Linked DNA regions of Homo sapiens: region 2 is linked to region 1. Evidence: chromatin contacts called from ENCODE Hi-C or POLR2A ChIA-PET data. All regions are on one chromosome and are shown on one strand. Each heading gives the region's core, a stretch centred on a gene start or an enhancer-like site at or near the end of the contact. The rest is flanking DNA. Distances are from core to core; before and after follow the strand shown. Region 1 holds the start of DMWD (DM1 locus, WD repeat containing). Region 2 holds the start of PTOV1-AS1 (PTOV1 antisense RNA 1).

Region 1 (5,019 bases), core at 778-3,277:
GTTAGTGGTGAGATATGAGATTGAAAAGAGGTTGGCAGGGGCCAGATCACTTGGGGCTTAACTTTCCCCTGAGAGCACTAGGGAGCTACAGATGGGTTTTGAGCAGGGGAGGGCCCTGATCATATTCATGCTTTAGAAAGACCTCTCTAGGCCTAGTGCAGTGGGTCACACATGTAATCCCAGCACTTAGGGAGGCCAAGGTTGGCGGATCACCTGAGGTCAGGAGTTTGAGACCAGCATGCCCAACATGGTGAAACCCCGTCTCTACTAAAACTACAAAAAAGTAGCTGGGTGTGGTGGCAGGTGCCTGTAATCCCAGCCACTCAGGAGGCTAAGGCAGGAGAATCACTTGAACCCAGGAGGCAGAGGTTGCAGTGAGCCAAAATCGTCCCATTGCACTCCAGCCCACGTGACAAGAGCGAGACTCTGTCTCAAAAAAAAAAAAAAAAAAAAAAAAAGCCGGGTGCAGTGGCTCATGCCTGTACTCCCAGCACTTTGGGAGGCCGAGGTGGGTGGATCACCTGAGGTCAGGAGTTCGAGACCAGACTGGCCAACATGGTGAAACCCCGTCTCTGAGCCGAGATGGAGCCATTGCACTCCAGCCTGGGTGACAGGGTGAGACTGTCTCAAAAAAAACAAAAACAAAAACAAAATAAAACCTCTCTACATGCCAAGTGAAAGGTGGAAGTGGGGGTGAGACAGAAATCTGGGAGACCAAGAGACACGGTTGATGTGGGGGTGGGGGAAGGGCTTGGGTAGAGGAGAAGCTTGGATCAGGGAGAACAAGGAACTGAGAAAGAGGAATTCCACGTGGTCGAATGCAAAAGACTTGGAGGCTGTAAGCGGGGGCAGAGTGAAGATAAATGGTACACATCTAGGAAGACACCCAGGTCTGTGGCCTGGTTGACTGAGTGGACGGCAGAGCTAGCCCTAAGGTGGGGATGCAAGAGAGGTGGAGGATTTGGTGTAAGACGTCAATTTCATTGTAGGATTCTTTTTTCTTTCTTTTTTTTTTTTTTTTAGAGAGACTGAGTCTGACTCTGTCCCCCAGGCTTTAGTGCAGTGATGTGAATTCATAGCAGTCTTGATCTCCTGGGCTCAAACGATCCTCCCACCTCAGCCTCCCAAAGTGCTGGGATTCTCGGATTCCAGGCATGAGCCACCATGCCCGAACCATTGTAGGATTTTTTTTTTTAAGTGTGAGATGCCCTTGGGACACTCTAGGGAGAAATCGTAGAGGCCATTGACTACATGAGACTAGAAAGATCTATGATGGGGCTGGGTGGCTTCAGCAGACATGGGGAGCACTGGCTATGAGTAGGAGCTGTTGGGATCAGGGGGAGACTTTGGGTTACGAGTGGATCACTGGGACACTGGGGCACCGTGGGGATCAATACAATTTGGGAATCAGAGGTAGGTTTTGGAGGACAAGTGAGGTTGTTGAAAATAAGAAAATCATGGAAATATACATTGGAGGTTGGTGGAAAATATGAAGGATGTTTGGAGTTAGCATTAATCAATAGTGGGTCAGAGGAAGTCCTCTGAGTTGTGTGGGGACACAGGGATTTGGTGGGTCACCAAGGGTGGGGAAGAATGGTAGCAGATGCTGTGGTCATTCAGGGATTTGAATATGTCAGTGGGAAACACTGGAGGTCAGGGGAGTGTATATTGGGCGTCTAAGGAGAGACCAGGGTCACTTGGGGTTGGCTGTGACTTCATGGGAAGGCTGGACTATGGATGAGGGCTTCTTTGTCGTGGGGGAAAAAAAAAAAAAAATCCCTCCGTTGCTAGGCAAACGTTCCCAGGGCGCGGTTGCTAAGGACTTGAGCTTTCTAACTGGCCACGCCTCTTTCCATTGCGGGCTCCGCCCCCGCAGCCAACCACAAGTCGGTCACAGGCTCAAAGGCCGCGCCCACCTTCTCGCCCCGCCCACAGTCCCAGCACCGTTACCCGAGCGACCGCGGGGATTCGTCCCGCCTCCGGATCTGGGTGCCAATCGAAGAGGCGTTGCCCGGGCGACGACCCCACCTTTTCCGGCGCGGGCCAGCGGCTTCCGGGAGGGGGCCCGGCTGCGGGCGGCAGTCCGGCAGTGGCGGGGCCCGGGGGGCGCCCAAGATGGCGGCGGGCGGCGCGGAGGGCGGCTCGGGCCCCGGCGCCGCCATGGGGGACTGCGCGGAGATTAAGTCGCAATTCCGCACGCGCGAGGGTTTCTACAAGCTACTCCCGGGCGACGGCGCCGCTCGCAGGTCGGGTCCGGCTTCCGCCCAGACTCCGGTGCCGCCTCAGCCACCGCAGCCCCCGCCCGGCCCTGCCTCCGCCTCCGGTCCCGGCGCTGCAGGCCCCGCGTCGTCCCCGCCGCCCGCAGGCCCCGGACCCGGGCCCGCCCTGCCCGCCGTGCGCCTCAGCCTCGTGCGCCTCGGGGAGCCGGACAGCGCCGGGGCCGGGGAGCCGCCCGCCACGCCCGCGGGGCTGGGCTCGGGGGGAGACCGCGTCTGCTTCAACTTGGGCCGTGAGCTCTATTTCTACCCAGGCTGCTGTCGTCGTGGGAGCCAACGGGTGAGCGGCCTGCATCGTGGGGCCCTGGGTGCTGAAAGGATGGAGGTTCCAGAGAACTGATAGGAGGGTCCCCGAATTGATATGGGGCCCTGAGATAGGCATTCTAAATGTGATGGACGTTGTAGGGCGACAGCATTGGAGGGAGTACAGGATTCTGAAATGTGATGAGAGGCCCGCGGGGTGCTGGGCAGGCATCTTGGAGGTGATGGGGGAAATCCCCTTTACCCCCGTTATGCGTAGGAGTTCTGGGATGGTGACTATTGGACATGATGGGGTATCTGAGATGAGGTGGGATCCCCCGGGTTCTGGGGTGGCAGGCATTCTGCAGGTAATGGGGAATCATGAGGTGATGCAAGCCCAGAGGTGATGGAGAACCCAGTATTGCAGCCTGGAGGTGTGGGAGAGGGGTCTTGAGATTGAGCCCAGGAATGAGGAGAAGTCTAGAAGTGATGGGGGCCTTGAAGGTGATAGGGGATCCAGAAGCTGAATGGGATTCTAGAGAAAATTGGGGTCTGGAAGTCATGAGGGTCCTGGAGGAGATGAGCGTCCGGAAGCTGATGGGAGCTCTCAAGGGAATGAGAGGCCCTGGCAGGGGAATCTGCAGGTGTGATTCAGGACATCTCTAAAGCGATGTGGTGAGAACCCTGGCCGTTTATGGTGATCCCAGAAATGATGGGGATCCTTCGGAGCCCCTAGGTAATAAATGGGCCTAAAATGTGGGAGACCGTGAGGTTTGACGGGTCCCAGAACTGTGGCGGTTTAGGGACTACAAAGTGAAGAGAATGCTAGGATGTTAGGCTTTAGAGTCCTGGAAATTTGGGTGACCTCAAGGTTTGGGGGTCTTGGAATAGTGTGGTACTAGGTCCCAAGGGAGTTGCTGAGGTTATAGGATGGAGTGGTGAGGCTAAAAGGAATCGGAGCTTAGGAACTGTGTGGACCCAGAACCCTGATTATGTGGACAAGGGTGTCTCTGAATTAGAGGTGACCCAACTTTGGGGAGGCACTGTGGTCAAGGGGGATCCTTACCATCTTTTTTGCTACTCTTGTCTGTGATTTGGGTCCCCTTCCCGTCTGTGGTTGCCCCGTCCTTCGCAATCCACCTACTCACCTCCCCACTTCCCTCTGGGTTCTAACCCTGCTTCCTCTTAGTGGTTTCCCCCAACCTCAACATCCTCTTCCTTCTCCTCAGTGGCATACACCATTAACTCCTTTTCTCCCACCCCTCAAGTCCATTGACCTCAACAAGCCAATTGACAAGCGGATCTACAAGGGCACCCAGCCCACCTGCCACGATTTCAACCAGTTCACTGCTGCCACCGAGACCATCTCGCTGCTGGTGGGCTTCTCAGCGGGTCAAGTGCAGTACCTGGATCTCATCAAAAAGGACACCAGCAAGCTGTTCAATGAGGAGGTGATTGCAGCCCCCAGAGCCCCCAACTTCTCTGCCTTCTCACCTACCCACTATATGCCATTAGGATGCAGCTGCCTGCGGAACAGTGTAGGCCTGAGAGGGGCAGGACCAGGGAGAGATGGAGAATGGGGTGACAGCAGCTAATGACAGCTGCCTTTACTGTACCCAGGCCCTGTGCTGTGTTACCCTTGTGCTGAATACTTTACTCCTTGGGTTTTCTTTCTTTCTTTCTTTCTTTTATTTATTTATTTTGAGATGGAGTCTCACCCTGTCACCCAGGCTGGAGTGCAGTGGCGCGATCTCTGCTCACTGCAAGATCCACCTCCCGGGTTCATGCCATTCTCCTGCCTCAGCCTCCTGAGTAGCTGGGACTTCAGGCACCTGCTGCCACGCCCGCCTAATTTATTGTAGTTTTAGTGGAGATGGGGTTTCACCGTGTTAGTCAGGATGGTCTCGATCTCCTGACCTCGTGATCTGCCCACCTCGGCCTCCCAAAGTGGTGGGATTACAGGTGTGAGCCACCATGCCCGGTTCTTTTTTTTTTTTTTAATTGTAATTGTAATTTTTATTGTTTTTAATTTTTTTTTTCTTTTTAAGGCGGAGTCTCACTCTGTCGCCCAGGCTGGAGTGCAGTGGTACAATCTCGGGTCACTGCAACCTCCGCCTCCCAGGTTCAAGCAATTCTCCTGCCTCAGCCTCCTGAGTAGCTGGGACTACAGGTGCGCACTATCATACCTGGCTAATTTTTTTTTTTGAGATGGAGTCTCGCTCTGTCGCCCAGGCTGGAGTGCAGTGGCGCGATCTCGGCTCACTGCAACCTCTGCCTCCCGGGTTCACGCCATTCTTCTGTCTCAGCCTCCCCAGCAGCTGGGACTACAGGCGCCCAGCACCACGCCCAGCTAATTTTTTTGTATTTTTAGTAGAGACGGGATTTCACCGTGTTAGTCAGGATAGTCTCGATCTCCTGACCTCGTGATCTGCCCGCCTCGGCCTCCCAAAGTGCTGGAATTAAAGGCGTGAGCCACCACACCCGGCCAATTTTTGTATTTTTG
Region 2 (5,019 bases), core at 1,263-3,762, 4.1 Mb before region 1:
AGAGCCTGCTGTCACCTTGACACTGGCCCAGCAGAGTCCTGAAGCCTTCAGCCAGCCCCACCTCCAGCCTTTGCCCCAGCTGTGCGCCTGATCGATTCTTGAGACCCAAGTTAGAAGCCAGCTGTAGGGGGCTTTCCCCGTGCCCCAGGCTGGGCCCAGGGCTTCCTTGCAGCCTCCACAGGCACAAGCCGGCTTGCGCTGTGTCTGTCCCACACACCAGCTTGCCCTGTCTTTCCCAGGCTGAAACTCTCCTAAAGCTCCCTGTCATCCCAAAGTTCAATTCCTTCCTCTGGCTCAGGCCAGTGCCCACCTCTCTGGCCTTATAAGTCTGACCCCGGGGGGAGGCAGGAAGGAGATGACAAGAAACACAGAGGGGACTAAACCATCCAGGAGAAAGACAGCGAGGAAAAGGGGGAAACATTTGGAAGACAGCTGGGACACCACCCCCAGAGGGGTCTCACAGACCAAAACATGTAGAACACCAAGAGAAAGTTCTAGCAATAAAGCCAAGCAACGCCACAAATGCTACTCACAGGCACTCTCCCCACTATTTTTATTACTATTTTTTTTTTGAGACAGAGTTTCACTCATTTCCCAGACTGGAGTGCAGTGGTGCGATCTCAGCTCACTGCAACCTCGCTCACTGCAAGCCGCGCCATCATGCCCGGCTAATTTTTTTTTTTTTTTTTTTTTTAGTAGAGATGGGGTTTCACCATGTTGGCCAGACTGGTCTCGAACTCCTGACCTCAAGTGATCCGCCCGCCTCGGCCTCCCAAAGTGCTGGGATTACAGACGAGGGCCACCAAGCCTGACCTCACTTATTGTTTTTTAAAACCAAAAACATCTCAAAGCAAACAAGGGAAAGCTCCGCAAACAGCCTGGCAGCAGGAAACCCACGAGAGTTTCCCCGTAATAGGCGCCTCCAGGCGGGGGAAAACAAATTATAAGGGTGATTTATTTTTATCTTATTACAAACAGGTATTTTCCAAATTTTCTATGAAGCACAAGGAGATCTTTCCTTCCAGAATACTAGCAAACACAAAAAATTTTATTTTGTGAGTGCTTAAAAAGAGAAAAACCTGAACAAACTTGCTCTCCACCCACGCAGGTGATTCTCCACCCACGCAGGTGATTCTTCACCCACGCAGGTGATTCTGACTTTTGGGCAGTCGTCAGAAGATCAGATAGAAAACCTGAGTATCTTGGCGTTAGAATGAGTTGGACAGAGAGTGGATGTTGCCCCGGGGGCTTCAGGCACCATACCGGACATCCAGCATCTGAGATGAGTTAAAACGCACAGCTGGAGGTGACTTTCGAGATGAGGGTACACTTACAACATACAAGTTGTTTATGGCGCTGGGACCTGAGGTATCTAGTCCGCATATACAGTGACACGTATGCATTTACTGCCACAAAGATGGGTAAAAGTCAGGAGAACGCACTTAAGAGCCCAAGCGACATACTTAATGTCTGCTTGTCTAGGAGAGCAGGTTGACTCAGGACTTCAAATATGCTGGGATCTGGAGCCATAGTAAAGAACACATATGCTTGCCTAAAACCCAGGGATACCTTCCACAGCAGGAGCAGCACATCAAGATGGGACGATCATATTTAAAAACGACGGTTAAGGTGCAACCTAAAGTAAATCTCACATCTTGGCAATCGTGTGCAAAACTGCGCGCCTGACATCCCTATTGCACAGGGAAGCCCATCTAGTACTTGCACTGAGGTTTAAAACCTTGGGGTGCATGTCTGAGGACCCGGAAAGCACTTTTGAACAACTAGATGCGAATGCTGCAGGAAGGGGCGAAGGCAGTGGAGTGAAGGGGTACGTTTAAGTTGTGGGAGGTGATCTAAGTCTCGGTATCCATGTTTATGACCCCAGGAAGCCTGTTTAAGGTTTCAGTAGGGCTGCCACAGCTCTGTGCCATCCACACCGCTGAGGCAGTGTATTTAAGAAGCGGACCCGAGCGCGAACCCAGGGGAAATCTCACATCGGGGCAAGCGTGTGCACGGTGCAAAGTCGCGATGTGCGGTTTTACAGCCCCAGGTAAACCTTACGGTTTCTGAAAAGCATGTGCATCTTTTGGGTCCGGAGAAGCGTGTGCAGCCCAAAGTACCTGCGAAGCTGAATGTTTACGTTTAAGGTCTGGGCTCACGGCAGTCCATCAAAGCATCCCACATGTGGGCGCGGGCGCGTATTCTAGGTGCGCACTCCACGGGCACGGAGCGGCCGCCAGGGGAGAACGCCCACGGGTGCGACATCTGGGGGCGCTGGTACAAAGCGCGGGCCCCTCCCTCGCCGCTGTCCCCCAAAACCGCCCCCATTTCCAGGTTTCCTGCCCGGAGAGCGAGCAACTCTCCAATAGGAAAAACAAGCGAGCGTGCCGGCTGCCTGTCTGCCGCCCCCAGCCCGCGTTTAAATCGGGCCGCGGAGTCAGCAGTAATATGAGCCCGCCCCGCCCCCGTCCCCCAACCCCCCACCCCGGCCCGAACGCGCAACAAAGGGGAGAGCGCGGCGCGAACCACCGGGTGCTCCACGGGGGAACCCGGCCCCGGGCGGGACCACCCTTCGGGCCACAGGGGACACCCCGGAGCGGCGGGGGCTGCGGACAAAGGCGTGAGCCCGGGATAGGGGCTGGGGGGGCGGGGCCGTGGAAGGCTCTGGAAAAAGGGCGGGGGGCTCACCATGGGAGGGGCCGAGCGGGCCCGGATCCGCGGAGGCTGCGGGCCTCGGGGGCTGGCAGGCCAGGAGCGCGAGCGGACGGCGCGCACCACGAGGGGCCGCGGAGGGCGGCCGCGACCCCCGAGGGGGCCCCCGGCGCCGGAGCGGTACGGGGCACGGCGCGGACGGACCATGGCGGGCGCGGGCCGAGCGGGCGGGGAGCTGCCGCGGGCCACAAGGGGGGCTGCGGGCTCCACCGACTGAGGGGCGCGGGCGCGGGCGCGCGGCTTCGGGGGAGACGGGCTGAGCCGTACCAAGCTCGGGGGACGCGCCGCCGGAGTGGGGTCGCCGCGGCCGAACCACTGAGGCGAGCGGGGGAGCCCGGCGCGTACCAAGCGCGTCCGAGGGGGCGTGGCCGGAGCGTACCAAGGCGGCGCGGGGGAGCGGGGCCCGGGCGGGAGCGGAGTGTGGGCTCGGCGGTCCTGCGGGCCTCTCCGGCGCGGGGGAGTCCTGGGAAGACGCGCGAGCCACAACTTCAGGGGGCGTGGCGGGAACGGGAGCCCCTACCGAATGGGGTGGCAGAAGAACGAAGGCGACACCAAGCTGGCCCCTTGCGGGGGTCGGGACGGCGGGAGACCTCATCCGGAGCCCTGGGCCCGCAGAGCCAGGAGACCGCGCCAAAATACATCAGGGAAGAGGGGAGGACGGAATAATGGGCCTGGGGACAAAGGAACCCACTGAAAGGGAACCCACTGAGGGTACGGATTGCACCCGAGCCTGAGACAGCTGAAGGTTTGCAGTCGGTGACGTGGCGAGGTGGGCAAGGGACTCCAACTCCCAGCGGGCCCCGCGCGGCCTGGGCGGGGCCAGCTGTCCCTGGAGGCTCCGCCCATTAGCCCCGGCGCCCAGGCTCCGCCCGCCGTCCCTGGCGACTCCAAGCTTCTCGCCACTCACGTCGCTCCCCGGCCTTCCGTGGATTCGCTCATTCGCTCTGCTAAAATGGAATGACTACTTACTAGTAGTTGTATAAGATTTTTCCCTCGATTTTTGTTCCTTAAACGTGGGTAATACCTAACCCTAGAGTGGTTATGGGGATCGAGCCCGAGGGGCTGTGCTTGACTGCTTGGCGCAGTCACTACTCAAATGTTAGCTTTTCTTTAAAAACAACAACAAAAATCTGTTATGAGTACCCTGTCCAGTTCTGTGCTCGGCGACGACCGAATCAGACCACGTCCCTCACAGGCCCCACGGTCCACTGGGGAGAGACATAATCACAGGCTGTGCTAAGTGTTAACTAGCGCACATCCACAGGGCGATGGGATATGACCATAGCGAGGTAAAGTTAGCAAGCAAGGGAAGTCAAGAAAACGACCTGTGAGCAACCTGCCATTCCAGATGGCTGGAAAAGTGTGCAAAGAGGACAGAACAGCAAAGACAAATCCTGAAAGTAGAAGGAATAAAAGGGAGCCAGTGTGGGCGGAGTCGAGTGAAGGTAGAGAGGAGAAATAGACACAGCTGTAGGAGGTTAGAGACGGAGTCCCTACTTCTGTTTCGGATGTTGACTAAACAATGTAGATAGATATTGATGTCATAGCCTGGAGAGAGAAATTCGGGAGTCATCAGTGTTTGAATGGAGACTGGATGAGCTCACAAAGAGACTGGGACACTCATCCCTTTAGCAGTCACGACAATGAGAAGCAACCAGCAAAGGACACGGAGGAGTGGCCAGTGAAATGGCAGAAGAACCCGTAGGCCTGTCCATGTTTTCCTGCCCAGGGGCTCCCGAGGGCTGACTGGAGCCCAGCCTTAAACCCCAAATCCAACCTGCATTGTGGCCAAACGGAGTCAGTGCTCCCTGAACACAAACTGCAAGTTAGTTATCAACAGGTACCTCCAATGCCCTGTCAATCACCCATGTGAGGACAACCTGGCAGCAGGAAGGAGAAAAAACAGGAGCTGCTTTAATCTCCCGGAATCCTCACTTCTCCCCATTCTTGTTGGTCCAAACCATCAAGATCTCTTGCCTGGGTGACGTCTCCTAACTCTTGCTGCCTTCTCTGTCACTACAATAATCAAAACCATCCAATGGCTTCCCAGTGCCTTTAGAATTAAATCCAAACTTGGTACTGTGGCCCCTGCTGCCGCCCCCCAAAAAATCTCTCTCCCATCCTTCCTGTTCTCTACCTGTTAATGCCTTCCCATCCCTCAGAACCCATCAGGACACACGTGAGTTTGAATGCCCTGAATTGTATAAGCATGGAGAGCGGTATACCAGGGTGTACTCCAGAGTGAGCAAAATGGGAACTCATGTCAGAAAGTGAAATGAAAATGTAGGCTGAAATTCTATCAGTAAT

The links. A loop is a pair of places that touch in the nucleus more often than their neighbours do. ChIA-PET counts read pairs that join two places held with the same protein, here RNA polymerase II (POLR2A). Pooled maps may share reads with other maps.
Region 2: a loop to region 1 is called in a pooled map, with 2.5 times the contacts of the local background. The contact joins the promoter of PTOV1-AS1 here to the promoter of DMWD in region 1. A Hi-C loop is called at or near these places in 5 of 50 pooled maps. POLR2A ChIA-PET finds 5 or more read pairs at or near these places in 2 of 52 experiments (HEK293T and naive thymus-derived CD8-positive, alpha-beta T cell).

The regions. Positions count from the first base shown.
Region 1 is chr19:45,789,853-45,794,871 of GRCh38, reverse strand. DMWD (DM1 locus, WD repeat containing) reads left to right here and starts at 2,027. Exons shown (of 5, transcript NM_004943.2): 1 at 2,027-2,556; 2 at 3,785-3,967. The coding sequence starts at 2,116. RefSeq lists a silencer at 1,899-2,378 and enhancers at 3,527-3,576, 3,597-3,656.
Region 2 is chr19:49,849,169-49,854,187 of GRCh38, reverse strand. It overlaps PTOV1-AS1 (PTOV1 antisense RNA 1), which reads left to right and starts at 2,512. Exons shown (of 4, transcript NR_040037.1): 1 at 2,512-2,620. It overlaps PTOV1 (PTOV1 extended AT-hook containing adaptor protein), which reads right to left and starts at 3,029. Exons shown (of 12, transcript NM_001394010.1): 1 at 2,689-3,029. The coding sequence starts at 2,859. RefSeq lists enhancers at 190-249, 3,221-3,330 and silencers at 2,831-3,120, 3,561-3,640.